Regions from separate parts of the Homo sapiens genome. Here region 2 is linked to region 1. A link is a loop called in an ENCODE intact Hi-C map of the cell type or tissue named here. Cell type or tissue: PC-3. All regions are shown on one strand. Links, peaks and the distances in the headings refer to the core of each region. The heading gives the core; the rest is flanking DNA.

Region 1 (8,349 bases), core at 171-8,170:
GAGGATGGAAGGGTATGCTGTGCAGGGCCATTTTTGAGCTATGGGTACACATATACAGTGTGATAGAAGAAATAAGACCTAGTGTTTGATAGAATCAGTAGGGTGACTGCAGTTTACGGAAATGTATATTTCACATAGCTATTAGAGAATAATTAGAATCTTTCTAGCATACAGAAAAGAGAAATATTTGAGATGATGGATATCCCAATTATACTTATTTGATCTTTAAAAGTATGAATGTATTAAATTATTACATGTAACCAAAAACATGTACATCTATTGTGTATCAATACACAATGAAATAAAAATTTAAAAAAACAACAAAATTGCAAGACGTTGAAAGGGCCTAACCTGGCTCCCTGAGTAAAAATTGTGTAAGAGGGTTCTAGGGTATCCTCTGTTCACTATGTGTAGATCATAAGTTGAGGAAAGAGATTTTAACCATGAAGTTAAAGTCATATGCTACACCAAAGTAAGCTAGATGTTGATTTGCCAAATCTGTAGTTAATTTATCTCTGCTGGGCTCCATTTAGGATTTGATTTTAAGAAGGGAGTTGTTTGCCATAATGTTACAAGGTCAGCCCTGTTCTGGGTTTCTATTAGCTACAGTTAGTGTTTTGGAGTATCAGAGAAACGGTGCTTCCTTATATTCAGCTCATGGCATCAGGAGGCACAAAATCTGTGCTTTTACAGCAGCATAAATTTCTCTGGTCAAGGTCAGTTGTGTTAGCAAGGCACATATCATCGTATCAATTTTACATTTTCTAAGTCATTTTGTAGACATTTTGTTGAGTAAAAGTATTCTCTTACTTCTAGTAAGGTAGTTTCAGGAAAACACTTAAGTATTATATATGTAAACCAAACAGACTTTTCCCATTGATTAACTGTATTTTCCATTTTGATTTTAGAAATGTTTACCTTAAGCCTGGCCACAGCTTTGTGGCGACTTCTTCAATGTACTCCCTGCCTCAATCTGATGTGGCCATGCACTCGAAATTCTTAACTTTCTATTTACTCTTTTAGAGAGAGATGATTTGTATAATCTTTCTCTTCTCCACATCCCACTGTTCCCTGTATGTCCCTCCTTTTCTCTTGTGCCTCATTTTGTGTGTGCATTTGACAACAAATGCAGGGAGGAAAACAAACAAACTGAGTATAATCAGCAAGAAAAAACATCATCTTATGAACTGGCAACCAAATTCTTCATGAAGAATTTGGTTTTTGAAGAACAACTGTTTTTGTTCAAGATAATACTTTGAAAAAAGATTTGTCATAGAAGTTTAAAAACTTGAATAGACAGCTCTCATTGTCTGTAAGGCTAGGTTTCTGCGGCTTTTAATGTGTAAGAGACTTGTCCCATTTAACAATAAATATTTTAGTGCCACTTAAAAGTATAATTAATATATCTTTCTTAAAAGTGGTATTCCCTCCCTCTACGTATATTTCTCTTTCCTCAGCCCCAAAAGCACATATTCAGGGAGGGAAGGTAAGGGATTTACATCCTTTTTCCATCACTACGTCAAAACTTATACAATTTATACAATTTAATATTATTAAGGTAGTTAATGTAGCAGTTCATGTGAAGTTACTCAGTAGAAATACTTTAAATCATATAAAAATATAGCTGAATATAAATTGAAGGGTCAGAGATTAAGGGTGAAGCAAGTTTTAAAAATCAGAAGCATTTCCAAATTCAAGTTATTTGGGGTAGCTGTAGAGAAATAATTGAATGACCCTTAGCAATATTTTAGGAAAACTTTTACCTAATGAAAAATTCTACTCCAAAGCTGTGTTTTACTTCATAAAATTAATAGAAAGTGGGGAATATCTCTACACTTCCAATATCATGCTTTCCTTTAGTCCTAGTAAAAAGGGACCCAGAATCTTTGTTTTACCCTCCCAAATTACCCACTTTAATACGAATACATGAAAATAGATTTTAAAAAAGAAGTGAATAAAATAGATGAATTTGTCCTTTTTTTTTTTAACTATGGTCCTTAGACAATAGCTTTCAACTCTCCATAGAACTGGAACAACTTGCACGATGTTGACTACAGTAAGATAACAAAATTGTATATTGTATGAGGCAAATACGTGTGGTTGTCTTATCTAACCACAATGATAAGTACGGTAGTGTCATCCAGGGTTTCATCTTCTGCAGTTCAGTTACCTATGGTCAACCACGGTCGCAAAGTAGGTTGAGATCATTACAATGAGATATTTTGAAAGAAAGAACACTTTCACATACCTTTTACTGCAGTATATTGCTGTAATTATTCTTTTTCATTATTAGCATTGTTAGTCTCTTATTCTGCCTAACTGATAAGCTTTATTGTATGTAAGTATAGGAAAAAACATAGTGTATATAGGGTTTGGTGCTATTACCAGGGTCAGGCATCCACTAGGGGTCTGGAAACACATCCCCTGTGGGTAAGGGAAGACTACTGTACATAATTTGATTCTTTCTTTCTTTTTCCCAAATAGTGGTCATATTTGATCAGTCACCTTTGCTCATGAAGAGCACATTGGCAAGGACAACACAAAGAAGCTTGTTCTGCAACTCGGTTTTCTTATGTTAAATATTTAGTTTTCTGCTTGCTTCTTCTTATCTGTTTGTACTTGGTAAGGCTCCCTCCTTCTTATGTGATAGGTTGGATGCTGCCGGAGAGGTTACTAGTGCATGGAAGCTCCAAAACAGAGTGGAATGGAAAATTATAGCCTCAAGGGTATCCTTGGGAAGGAGCCAGACAAAAGGTGCATGCCCACATTGAGACAAAGCTAAAGCAAAACTACCAGGTGTTAGAAAACCCAGAGCACATATACAAGAACAAGGCAAAAAATTCCTGTTACTCTAACAGTATGCCTTACTTTTCTTTAATTTTACTTATTTGTAAAGTAGACAAATGCCCCTGTTGTGTCTTGTTGAGTTACAAGTGCAACAAGTAGCATTCTAGAGTGGGATGTTACTGTCAGTGCCTGTTTTGGGTCACTTTAATATACTGCTGTTTAATTGATTTTATATCTGAAGATGCAGGTCTTTAACATGGACAGATTTTCATAAGATCACTGGAATACTGGCTTTCTTTTGTTTTGCGATGAGGGCAAATTTTCTGTGGTTTATTTTTCCCCATTTCTGGTGAAAATAATATTCTCTTTTCCTCTTCTACAGGGAAGATGGCAGTTTCCTCAGTTAAACTTAGGATCTTTGTCCCTTTTAAATAGGCCATTGTATAAAATACAAATGATCAAAATTGTATCACAGTAATAATTAGCTAATTTTTTTGCAGAAGTTTTTTGGTGGGGTTTTTTTTTGGTGTCAACACAACTTTAAAATAACAAATAATAAGAGAAAACTTTTTAACATTGTAGGAATATGTGAAATTGAATAGCAAACTCAATTTAGATGAGTTCACATGAATAACATACTTCAGGTTGGTAATATTCCAGAAGGTTCAACTGCCTCATAGAAAATTAAATCTCTGAAAAATTCCCCGACTAAAAATCATTTGAAAATTCTAATTTTTTCTAATTATTTGGATTTTCTTATGTTAGATTTCATTTCATGGAAGGATATTGAGTTTGTGTATATTCCTGTGTGTGAACATGTGCTTGTGTGTGCTCTTAATAGCGGTTATTTTTCAAAGCAATAGTCTTTCAAGCCTTTCTCTAATCTCTCCAGCATCTAAAATGAGGTGATATAAAACTCCCAGGTGGGTACTAAATATTAGATTTGTTGACACCAGCATGGGTGCTTGAGTGGTAGTGGGAAAAAGAAAAATGATTGTCTAGAGTTTGTATGCTACAGAATTGAGGTGGTTTCAGCTGCTTTCATTTCCTTTAAAGAATAATATTGTTTTTTTCAAATGAGGAGGATTAAGTAAGCACCTTAAAAAAAGAGGAGCAATATATTGACAACATCTGGTATGAAGAGTTATTATAAAAGGTAAGAGGATCTGTGCCAGAAAAAGAATGGAGAGGGAGATTCTCTCTAATAAATAAATTTCTTTTAAATGTGCCTAAAACATTAAGGGGGTTTTTCCCATTTAAATTTATCTTTGAAAACTCCCTAGAGAAGGAGAGTGGTTTCTGTAACAGCTGGTTAGAATTGCTGAGCAAATGTCTGGAAAAGATGATTTTGAAACAATGTGTTTTGTAATGTTTAAACATTTTACATTTTTGTTGAAACCTGACTTCTGATGAAGAAAATCGCTCTGTACAGCAGGCCTGCGCTGTGGGCTGCTTTTCTGCTTTCTCTAGAGCTGAGTCACTGAGGACTGCTACCTTAGCTCCTCAAAGCTGTTAAATTTCTCGAAGGGAAGCTGAGTCATTAGGAAATGTACCAGAATAGGAGAAAGTAGGTCATTTTGCTAGACTTGGCAAAACTTTCATCAGCTTCAGATTCGCAAGATCTGCAGTTCTCAAACTCCAGGGTTAATCAGAATCTCCTGGAGGGCTTATTCAAACATGCGTGTCTGGGCCCTCCTGGCAGAGTTCCTGATTCAGTAGGTCTGAGCTGAGCCCCGAGGATCTGTATTTCTGACAGGTTCCTAGGTGAAGGTGATGCCGCTAAACCTCGGCCCATACTTTGAGAATTGTTACACTAGTGAAAGCTTGGAGAGAAAAAAAAAATTAGACAAGCCTTCCCCAAAGGTTTGGCAGTCAGCTTCATAGTTGGATGGAGGAGGACACTACCATTTATTAATCACTAGATACTGTCCCAGTCTTGACATTCAATCTTCCATCCAATTCTGTAACATGAGTCATGGTATATCTATGCTGCATAATCATCTGTACAGAACTCACAGAACTCAGTTAGTTTGTTTCCTTCCTCTTCTCTCCTCTCCTCTCCTTTTTCTTTTTTTTCTCCATTGCCCTGGCTGAGGTACAGTGGCGTGATCTTGGTTGACTGCAACCTCCACCTGTGGGGTTCAAGTGACTCTCCTGCCTCAGCCTCTTGAGTAGCTGGGACTACAGGTTCACACCATCACACCTGGCTAATTTTTGTATTTTCATTAGGGACGAGGTTTCGCCATGTTAGCCAGGCCGGTCTCAAACTGCTGACCTCCTCAGCTTCGCAAAGTGCTGGGATTACAGATGTGAGCCACCGCGCCCAGTCCAGAACTCAGTTTCCATAATCAACCTGCCCAGAGTTTAAAGCCAGAGAAGCAGGTGCATCTGAATTTCTGCCTTTGTCTGTTTAGATCTAAAGGTTCAACTCTTTCTATCAAAACATACTTTTGTACTTGTTCTCAACGTGTCTTTATTTCCTCTTCTTTTTCATTCATACATGTTATTCAGAGGATCTCAAAATTCTTTGGAGTTTTACAAAGGAAAAGTTCAATTTCCAAAATTTTTTTGCGACCTGACATCCCCTACTATCAGGTAACACTAATTTATTTAATATTGACTTTGCTTATGAGTAATGGCAATGCACAAAGCTGATGAAAGCCGAAATTCCATCAGATGGATTTAGCAAATTAACAGGAGAGAGAAACTACTTAGTTTGTGAGAAACTACTCGTTTGTAAACTATGCAAAAAGGATAGACATTGTCTTACCTAATCACAAATAAGCCTTTCCCAAAGGAAGTGGTTACCTTTTAAATGTGTGCACTTATGTTTGTTTTTAATCCAAATTTGTGCCAAGGAATTATGTAATTATTATTTCTGTACAAAAGTTACTTAGCCATTCCTAAATTATCATTCATTGATGTCTGAGAGTAAATAATTTTAGTACCACTACGATTAAATTGTAGCAGGAAAAAAAACTATGAAATAGACTCATTCTGAGTCATTGCTTATAGCCATTTAAAGTTGATTAGCAATGTTAGTTTAGGAGATGTAAAAATGCAAAATTTTATTTTTAAGTTATAATATTTTAATTTGTAATTTCAATGAGCTATAAAGGAATGTTTATATTTATGGAAACTCTATGAAATATAAAGAAATGCTCTCACAGATGTCATTTTAGATATATTAAGTCTGCTAAATTCAAATAAAAGTTTTGGTACTAACGTGTGAGCACCTGGATGGCGGGGGCTGGGTGTTATATATTTTTACATCGAAGATGAAGTCCTGCATAGTGACTTGCATGTGAATAGGAGTCAGGAAGCATTGACCAAATGATAAAGCATTGCTCCAGCTGAGTTACAGGCCTATTCTTTTTAGCTCAAATCAACCCATTAAATTATTTGTGAGATAAAATTTTTCTCAAGTGTATTTTTCCAATAAGAACTTGAAAAAGTTGTACGTTTTATTTTATTTGAAAATGTATTAATAACTTTACACTATTGACTTTCTCCTTTCATATATTTTTAAATATGAGAAGGCTATTATCTGTTTATATGTGATTATATTGCCATTTGGCCTCAATTGCTCTTACTCTCCTCCCCCACTGGGCCACATTTCTAGGTCAAATTATTAAGGGAAAAAAGATGCAGGATTTTCAAGATATAACCTCTCACAGAGTATATATCTTAAAAGAGGAAAATGTATCCTGCACGCTGAGGATTACCTATGGCTAAATGAGAGTTGAAAATAGAAGCATGTGTTAAACTGGAAGTCAATTTGAGAGAATGTAATAGAGGACAGTCTGACAGGTGTTAATGTTACCCTCAAAGGGAATAAGCTGGAAGCTATAAAAAGTGTATGTAGCCACCACTCATTATGATACATGATATTCTTGCTGACTTGAAGTAGGAAGATGAAAATAACTAGTTTGTTTAAAGCTGCATATTCTGATAATTTAGGATTTAACTTTCTGCTTTGAACAACTTTTTCATGTGGAAAACCTTAACTTTTTATAGGTATAATTTGTTATTTTTAATAATGCTTATAAAAGTTTTTTTAAAAAGTAAGCTGTATTGTAGAAATCATCAAATACCAACTAGAATTATATTTTAATATTTTATAGATTTTACTCATAGAGTAAAAATTACATTGTTAGATATGTAAGGGGTGGTAACACCTTTTAAAAATCTTGGTTGTCCTTGTTTGTTCTGTAGTTTATGAAAAACAGAGATTCTAAAGATTGCACCTATGCATGAAATCTGATTTGCTCTTTTGTGCAGTATAAGAGTATGGCTGATTTCTTTCAATTCTGAGAACCTTACATAGGAGACCCCAACCTCTACATAGGTTACAAGTGAATAGACTCTGATTTCCGTTGATTTTATTTCATGTAAAACTATAACCTTCACAACTACACATCAATCTCAAACTTCTTTGAATGGCTCACTACTTAAAAGTCATTTTTCCCTAAATGATATGTATAGATATAAGTGATCTGAAAAATATTTTCAAGATTTTATTGTCCTTCTTACCTATATGCAGAATTGACATATATGCCTATATAAAAGTGGAAAATCTGTATATGATGAAACACCATACGTAGTTAAAATACAAGAGCCAGATTGAGAAAGAATATCTGCAGATTGGGAATAGAATAATTAATGGTCAAAGGATTGGTATCTTGAATATGAAGAAAAGTTTCTATAAATCCAAATAGAAAAACAAATGAAGAAAAGGAAAAAAAATGCAAAGGTTTTGAATAATAAGTTTACAGAGGAAAGGAAGGGCAAACATTGACAAGATGCTCATGCTCACTGTCTAGGAATTGGTAATTAAAAGAAAATGCTTTCTTAAGATTGGTAAAATGGATAAGGAGTGATAAGATAGATTCAGTGTTGGCTTTCTACACTGGTGTGGGAAGGCAGTTGCTCTTCATATTACCAATGGTGGGGATGGAAATTGCTAAAGCCTTTTTGGTAGGATAGTTTATGAAACAACTTTTAGAACTAAAAACAATGTGTAACTTTTGATCAGGCATTCAAATGCTAGGTATCTGTTCTAGAGAAATACATAGGCGTGTACACTGCAGAATTGTAATAGCTAAAATTAATCCCTAATTGTCATTGCTGTGGACACAAAGTTCATACGTTGAAGCATTAACCCTCAATGTGAGTGTAAGGAGTTAATTAAAGTAAAATAACTTTGTGAGGGTGGGGCCCTGATATGATAGGGTTAGTGTCTTATAAGAAGAGTTATAAGAGAACTTGTGCTCTTTCTGTTTCTCTCTCTTTCCCCAGCTATGTGTGTACAAGTACAAACAAGGTCCAGTGAGCACACGAGATAGCCAGGAGGCTTCCTATACCTGAAAGTATTTCTTAAGCCATTTTCTTCTTCGTACAGATGACACATTACCTCCTTGTTGGATGAATGCATTGCCTTCTTGTTGAGAAAAAAATTAATTCTTATACCAGGAGATTCCGACTGCCTGTAATGTGTTCAGTTCCCTGAATCACAGGGAATATGCCCAGTCCACCATTCCTTTCAAACTCATCCTCTGACTG
Region 2 (8,349 bases), core at 232-8,231, 310 kb before region 1:
TAGTTTTGCAACTTCCAGTGGGAAATTTGAAGAGTGGGCTGACCGTGTCAGTTCAGAGGAGTTTTTATTAGACTTACAGATGTAGAGGTGCATTCATGGGTGCAGTGCCATTACATGTTAAAGAATTGTTTCATTACTATGTTTGGACAACACTGTAGAGTGTCTTGCCATGTCCCTAGGGTTGGGTAACTCTGCTTTAGGTGTAGGCCCCAGCCTCTGCTTGTTGCCCCTGTTCAAACTTGGATGCCTTCTGCTGTACTGACCAGATACGTATCCCTCAATCTGAGCCAGGAGCACTTTTACTTTCTGAATCGGACTAGTTTTCAGTTTCCCTGCCTCTGGGCAGGTTAGGCCAGATGGTAGACACACCTCTGCAAATGGACTTCTTCAAAGGCCGCACTTTGGCCTTGGGAGTGTGAGACTTTGGCAGAGTGATTTGAGCAATAAAACCTTACATATGCACAGCATATTTTTTTCAAGGAGTTTGGATATTTCCTACCATAGTGAATGTCAGGGACAAAAGGCAAAAGATTGGGAAGCTGTCTCATAGCTAGATTCAATTCCCTTATTGTCCCTGACTCAAGGTGTGGAGTGGTGTTTTCCTCGCCCACGAGGTTGTAGGAATTTACCTTACTATACTCTGCTTCTCCCCATCCCCCCACAAAAAAAGAATGATAGCGTTGTCCAAAGGTACTTTCCAGGGGTTCTGTCAGTTAGGAAGTCAGAGGCAGTTCTTAGCCTGTGCATCTGAGCATAAAAGCTTTTCAGTGCCCACAAATAGGGAAGTCTGAGAAATTGGCTCAAGCCAACTAAATCTACTAAAAGTGAAGTCTAAATCAGAAAGCACTATTGAAAAGTCTTTTGTCTCATGTCAATTCTCATAACAATCCTGAAAGGTATGTAGGATCTCTTATGAATTCCCATTAAGACAAGGAAACTGAGACACAGAAAGGGTGAGTCACTTGTCCAGAATCCCACAGGTAGTAGGTGGCAGAGCCCAGCTCGGGACCCAGACATCCAGTTCAGTAGCCTGTGCCAGTCTTCAAGGTGGTACTTAGACAAGACATTCATGAAGTAGTATTTGGATCACACATTTTCTCCCTGAGGCAAACAGATGGAAATGTAACCTACAGTCAAGATTACTTGGGGAATATTAAGTACAAACAAAGAGGAATTAGGTTTTCTTAATGAAGGGTTCTTCAGCTAAGAGTGCTTGAAACATATTCTTCCCCCACCGAGGAGAGCATCAGCCAGCGAGATGATGAAGTCTTCTGGTGAGGACACCTCCTAGGGACTAGACAGGCTAACTTCTTGGTCCCATCCTCTTTTCCCTCACTCTACCACTCAGAGATTTCTGTTAACCCTTTCTTCTCTTAGCTTTGCTAATGTTATTGTCTTTGCCACAGCTTCAAACATGCTAATTGCCAGGCTTTGACTGCAGCTCCTCTCTAATCTCTTGATTGGAACTGAATCTGGAAGCTCATTAGCCAGCCCTTCCTGGGTTAGGATTCTGATTCTGGGCTTGCTTTTATGGGCTCTTGACTCACCATTTTGGATTGACCTACTTAGTTCTAAAGCTGAAGTTTTCATTTTGCTTTGTAACATTTGGGGGAAATTCTCAGTCAACAGTTGTCAAGAGGGTCTCCCATTTGGGAACGGCAACAGCATTTAGACCTTTGGTGTGTTATTTTATTCCAATTATTTTGTTCAAAGGTCCCTGAGATCAAGTGTACAGGAATTAAAGAAGCTTTCCCGGGGATGCTAGGGACAGGATGAGATGATAGTAAAACTCTGGGGCTCTTCTGTACAGCACAAAATATAGGCAGAAGCAGCATGACTTGTCCTCTTGAATAATCTGGAAAAGTGGCACTATTTGAAATGGGTTAATATGTTGATATGACTGTTTTAAGATGATTGAAAAAATATTAGCGAAAGAAATGTGAAAACAGGACTTGATTTTTCACATCTTTTCTCCAGTGTTATTCACCACCAGTTTGGACCTGCAAATATAAACTCAGAAAGCAGACTCTCCAACTACCTGTTTCTAAACTTATGTCATTTGTAAATGGTTCATATGCCTGAGACTGTTTCTATATCCTATTCTATGATATAAGTCTAGCACCTGATTTTAATCTTTTAAATAGATAATTATAATATTTTAATAATAATATGAATATAAATATTATAGCCGTGTTTAGGAAAAACAAAAAATGCCAAATTGAGTATAGTAATAGTCCTTTCTGGTCAGCATTCTTATTTTAATGATGATATCAATAGATATTTTGCACGAAAGTTTGGTTACTCTGCGCAACAAAAATCGACTTTAAGAGATAAGTAAAACTTTTCAAACACTCCTAGCAAGTCACTCAGGCTGGAGTGCAATGGTGCAATCTCGGCTCACCACCACCTCTCCCTCCTGGGTACAAGCCGTTCTCCTGCCTCAGCCTCTAAGTAGCTGGGATTACAGGCGCCCACCACTGCGCCTAGCTAATTTTTGTATTTTTAGTAGGGAGGGGCTTTCACCATGTTGACCAGGCTGGTCTCGAACACCTGACCTCAGGTGATCCACCCGCCCCAGTCTCCCAAAGTGCTGGGATTGCAGGCATGAGCTACCGCGCCTAGCCCTAGCAACTCCTAATAGTCTAGCAAACGTCTATCTGGTTCAAAAGTAATGAAGGGCTTTGTTATCTAGTGAGAGTCATGTGTATTGAGGGATCAAGCCACACCAAAGAGACTTTAGAAATACTTGTTCCTCAAGTAAGCTTGATGGACGGAGCCAAATCTAGGATGGCAAAATGGCCAGAGGCGATGTTCACAGTCCACGCCATTGCATACTTGAAGGTGCATCCTTCATGGTGAACACTTCACCTCACAGTCTGACTCTTGATTTTTTTGCATAATGTTCAATAGGATGGGGAAAAGAATAAATTATTTCAGAAAAAAATTAAAACAACAGTGTGCTGGACACATTCCCTACGTCCCTTCAGATCCACCCTCCACCCTTTTCCACACAAACTCTTAGCTACAGGAGTTTCACAGGACTTTCTGCCTTCTGCCTCCAAGTGGGCTTGATCAGTGAAATGTACCTGTAGGAGATAGATGTGGAAGGATATGAGATGGGTGTACTTAGTCTCCCAGCTCTCTTTCTGCCACGTTGCTATGGATTGGCTGCATCTCTGCTGGGCTAGTGTTCATGATATGTCAGGTGGCCCTTTCTATATCAGTCTTAGTAGGGATGTAATGTCTTCCCATCTTGCTAGCTCTAACTGCACCTGCCATTGTTGGGTTGCCTAAAGCTGCCCACACCAGTAAGTGGTTTCTGTAGTAAAGTTTCATCACTTAACCTGGTTAAAGTGTGCCATGTGATTCTTTCTAGAAACCTGATTGACACAAACATTAAAACTAAAAGCCAATGGTTTTAGGTGAGGTCATTTGTAATAAAATGAGAAGTAATTTTGAAAACTTCATCAACTACACAGATGCACATTGATTTAGGTAGGAAAAGGTAAAGGATAAATTTTTCTCAAGGCTGAATTATTTTACCTTACAGAGAAAAAAATATTAAAAAGATATCAGAACTAGAGGCAAAAGCTTAGAAGAATGAATTCATTGTTTATCTTAACTATAACTTAAGGAGAGTTTAAAATTTTTGGTGAGGTAAGCAGAGATTTATTTTGTTTTAGAGCTCTTATTCACAATCAGTACCTTCAAGGCAAAACTGCGGAGGCTTTCATTGCATATGGCAAAATGGCTATAACAAAAATGAAGTTTGAGAGTTGGGTAATGAGAATTGATTCTGTGGATAACCACTCTTAGTTTGTAAATTTGATGAAAATTATAGAGTTAGAAATAAATAAGCAACACTCTCAGCAATTTTTCATCACTTAAAATATCCTTTGAGTAATTCTGCAGGGCATACTCGAAACTGATGAGTGGATCAAAAATGCTTACTGATCATCACATGTCAGAAGTGACATGACCTCACAGGAGAAAGACTACTGAAATGTTCACCAACAGTAGTATGAAAATTTGTACTAAAGCCCCTTTGGCCACATTCTGGAAATCTCAGTCCTGGGTGTAGCTTCCAGGAGAGCAGAGGTATTGCTTCTCTCATTTACTGCTGTATAACCTAAAATAGAACCTGACACATAGTAGTCACTAGATAAATATTTGCTGAACAGCTGAATCAATTTAATGGGTGTTTCCTTGGTGATTACTCTGGTTTTGCTCATAAAGTTTTGTTTTGTTTTGTTTGGCAGGGGAGCCTTGTTCTGTCGACCAGGCTGGAGTACACTGTTGCCATGTTGCCATCATAGCTTACTGCAGCCTCAACTTCCCGGGCTCAACACACCTCAGCCTCCTGAGTAGCTGGGACCACAGGTGTGAGCCACCACATGTGGCTAATTTTTTTATTCTTTGTAGAGACGAGTTCTCCCTATGTTGCCCAGGCTGGTCTTGAACTCCTAGGATCAAGTGATCCTCCCACCTTGGCTTCCCAAAATGCTAGGATTACAGGCATGAGTCACCACACTCAGCTCTTTGCTCATAAAGTTATAAAAAAGTAAACGATTGCCATTTGTAATACATATTTAGATGACTAACTTCTCAATTTGTAATAACAATTATAAACCTTCGGCAGTGGAGAGAAATTGCCTGGATAAAGCTGAAGGACCCAGTGGATTAACATCCCATTCTTTAGCCAAAGAGATGGTAAGAAAATACTTTTTCTTAATGAAAATTAATCTAAAACATATTTTTAATAAAAAAACAATATGAATGTACTGTCAAGTAGAATGCAAAATTAAAATGATTTTCTTTTAGCTAGAATATGAGACATGAGGGGGTTTGCCTTTCTTGCAATGGCTTCTGATACGGTTTCACTGTGTCCCCACCCAAATCTCATCTTGAACTGTAATCTCCATAATCCCCAAGTGTTTCGGGGGGACCCGGTAGGAGGTAATTGAAATATGGGGGTGGTTTCCCCCTTGCTGTTCTTGTGATAGTGAGTTCTTATGAGATCTGATGGTTTTATAAGTGTCTACCATTTTCCCTGTTTGCACTCATTCTTTCTCCTGCCACCCTGTGAAGAGGTGCCTTCCACCATGATTGTAAGTTTTCTGAGGCCTCCCCAACCCTGCAGAACTGTGAGTCAATTTTAAACCTCTTTTCTTTGTAAATTACCTAGTCCCAAGCAGTTCTTCATAGCAGCACAAGAATGGACTAATACAGCTTCCTTCTCAAGATGCTGGAAGTTCCTGTTAACTCTCCTAGGCTTTCAGGAATCCTGCTCACAGGCTTCAATAGACGTTTTGGCCATTGTATCAGACCCATATGAGCCACTATCACTAAGCTACTATCAGCTATTTATTTGGTTCCATTTTCTGCTAATTCACCCTTTTGGGTGTTTTTCTGAAAATAACTGGAGTCATTTACAATACATTCCTTCATCTATTCAAGCATTCATATTATCTCTAGGTCTGTTTATCACTCATTACCTGAGCCCTCGTTTCCATGTAAAGCATCGTGTCTGTGAATTTTTAACAGTTCTTTTATTACCTTATTTCTTAGGTTGGATTATCTGCAGAACAGACTATGAGAAGGAGATTCATATGTGTAAATTTATTGGTGAATGTGCTCAAAATCAGTTCTTGTGTGGAAGTGAAGTAGGGTTACGTGGAGAAAGGAGTTGGGAAGGGACACTTTTGCAACAAAGGTTTTCCATAACTGTGATGGACATTCAGAGTTGATCAGCCTTCAAGCAAGGGGTCTGGGCCTTTATTCCTTCCCTCACACACATAGACCACTCACTGAATGTGGGCATGTGGGCTGCCCTATGAATGAGGTCCAATCTTGGGCAATGAGGCTCTGTTCCATTGAGGGTAATTCCTGGTTAGTGGCTCAGATGAGATTCTCAGCTGCCAACAATACCAGCATCACCGGATGAGTATTCAGTCCTGAAGGGGGAGTGGGTCTGTGTGATTCACTGTAGCGCACATTATACTATAGTAGGGTAGGGGTGGAAAAGGTGTAAGGCCCTTCCTCACCCATCGTAAGGGTCATGGCCTACACTCCTACAGTAAAAGACAGATTAACAAGAGAAAAGCATAACAAATTTACTTAATCAAAGTTTTATGTGACACAGGAGCCTTCAGACATGAAGACTCAAATACCCAGGGAAAACTGTACATTTTTATGTCTGAATTTGATGAAGAATAGGCAAACAGCCATGTATAAATGTAATTGGACAAACATGGGATTAAATAATGGTAATAGGCTAGGGAGGCAGGGACCTAGCAAGACCTGTCTGTTCAGATTCTTCTTGGCCTCTCTGTGTAGAGTTCCTTCCTTCTAGCTATCAGGCAGGACTCCTCTGGAACAAAAGTCTTATGCTCTACTACCAGCTAAGGTAGATCAGAGAACTTCTCCATGGCCAGTTCCTATACAGAAAGGTTAGAGTAAGGGGAAGGCTAGAGTCGTATTTCTGGGTTTTATGACTTACTTTGGGAAAGATGGGTTCTATTTTCTATGACCCACCATGGGGAAGAGGAATTCTGGTTTCTATGACTTGCTTTGGAGGAGAAAGAGGGGTAGGGGGCAGGAGATAGGAGGGCAGCAGAAGATCAGAGAGAGAGAGAGAGACTTTGCTTCTGAAACTGCTTCTGAGGGCTTCCAACCTCCTTTAGTTCAAAGGACTAGCATGCCAAAGTGCCATACTTTGGGATATTGTTTTCTGAGCCCCAGCAGTAGGGTTCAAATGCTCTTCTGGGGAGTTCCTCCTAACAATATGCCTCTCAAGAATAAAGTTTCATTGTCTCTGGTTTCTGCCTATGGTTGGCCATATTTGCAACCATCAAATAGTTATTCAAGAAAAAATGGTTTGCTTGTTTCTTCTGGAATGCAGAAAAGTCCCAGGCCTTGGCTCTGTTCTTATGCTGTATCTTCCCATCCTAAATGGGTGTTTCCTTGGTGATTACTCTAGTTTAGCTCATAAAGTGTTTTTGTTTTTGGTTTGTTTGTTTGTTTTTGGGACAGTCTTGCTCTGTTGCCTAAGCTGAAGTGCAGGGGCACGATCACATAGCTTCCTGCAGCTTCCTGCAATCACGGCTTACCAACTCCTAAGAGCCAGTGTTCAATTTCCTTTCTTCAAGAAAATTTATTCAAGTTTCCATTGACTTCCCAATTACTCTAGCTATAATCCAGTTTATTGTCAGTAGGCCCTGGGTTCATTCTGGCAAAAATATATGTAAAAGCCTTGGGTCCATGACTTATTGTCCATTAATTTATCTCCTCTTGAATTTACTTTTAAGTTCTTTTTGTTCTTTGCTAGAATAAGTTGCTTTGGTTTTAAGAATCAGTCTCACTCAAAATAATGTGACAAAAAATAATTGGTTAGCAGGTGACTGTTATTTTGACAATATTTGTAGGTTAGTACTGGGGTCAATGGACACTTGAGGCAGCTCCAAAAGTGCTTTTATCTCACGAGCCACTGAAATCTCAAGGTTTTGGCTTTTTGATTCCTTCAATACCAAGCAGCCAATCCTCTTCTATTCTGTAGCCTACATACTAGAAGGAGCCAATCTGTGTGGCTTAGCTGATCACCAATGACTTTACTTGCTTTTAATATCAGATTATATCAGGGGTTGACTAGCCTATGCATGGCTGTCTTTGAGTCAGGGACCACTCTTAGTCTTATCCATAGCTATCCTAGTCCTTCAGCATATAGCACTGCCTCTTTGAGTAAGGAACTTGCAACTTAATGAAACTTATTGGATTTGGTAGAGGCATGACCGACATATGCTACTCATTGTTAATACCATCATTTTGTGGGTATCACTTGCCAGAAGTTTTATATACATGGTAAACGGATAGTTATTTTTGTTTGCTGTGAAATTGCTCTTTTCAAGTCTTGTGAGACATGTTAAAGTCCATATATAACCTATTTATTTTCTTTATTCTATTTATATTCTGATTATATAATAAAAGAGCATTTAAAAAGTCGTAACATATACATATTAACAAGTGTGCACACGTTTGAAGGAAAATATGGATTAATTCATTTTTTGATATTGAAATAAAATTATACTTATTCATGTATACATGTGGCAAAGCATTAATGGCTGTATCAAATAATTTTATACAAATGAATCATAACTGTAAATCATATAGTCTTTCAAATCTTCCATTATGAATTCATGGATTAGAATTCATTTAGAATTCATTATGAATTCTAAAATTATAGCATATAAAATAAATGAAATATTATCAGATAGCACGTAGTTTGACCGCAGCATTTAATATTAATAAGATTTTTGGATTTGCTGCTTACAGTACTATGCAATCATAGCTAAA

What was found. A loop is a pair of places that touch in the nucleus more often than their neighbours do. Peaks named below come from ENCODE experiments on the same cell type or tissue, not always from the same donor. Only the 100,000 strongest peaks of a DNase experiment are listed, where the experiment ranks them.
Region 2: it touches region 1 in a loop (2.7-fold over the local background); 3 of 110 quality-filtered maps call a loop at or near these places.

Annotation. Positions count from the first base shown.
Region 1 is chr2:204,838,559-204,846,907 of GRCh38, forward strand. All of the region lies in intron 2 of PARD3B (par-3 family cell polarity regulator beta), which reads left to right. Among named protein-coding and RNA genes, the nearest start is that of PARD3B, 300 kb to the left of the region's middle. In PC-3, for the core only: no CTCF peak of the experiment used is centred there; DNase peaks (open chromatin) are centred at 4,303 and 4,753; H3K4me3 peaks cover 449 bases; H3K27ac peaks cover 1,339 bases.
Region 2 is chr2:204,529,650-204,537,998 of GRCh38, forward strand. No RefSeq gene overlaps it. Among named protein-coding and RNA genes, the nearest start is that of PARD3B, 12 kb to the right of the region's middle. In PC-3, for the core only: no CTCF peak of the experiment used is centred there; DNase peaks (open chromatin) are centred at 4,182 and 4,512; H3K4me3 peaks cover 619 bases; H3K27ac peaks cover 1,829 bases.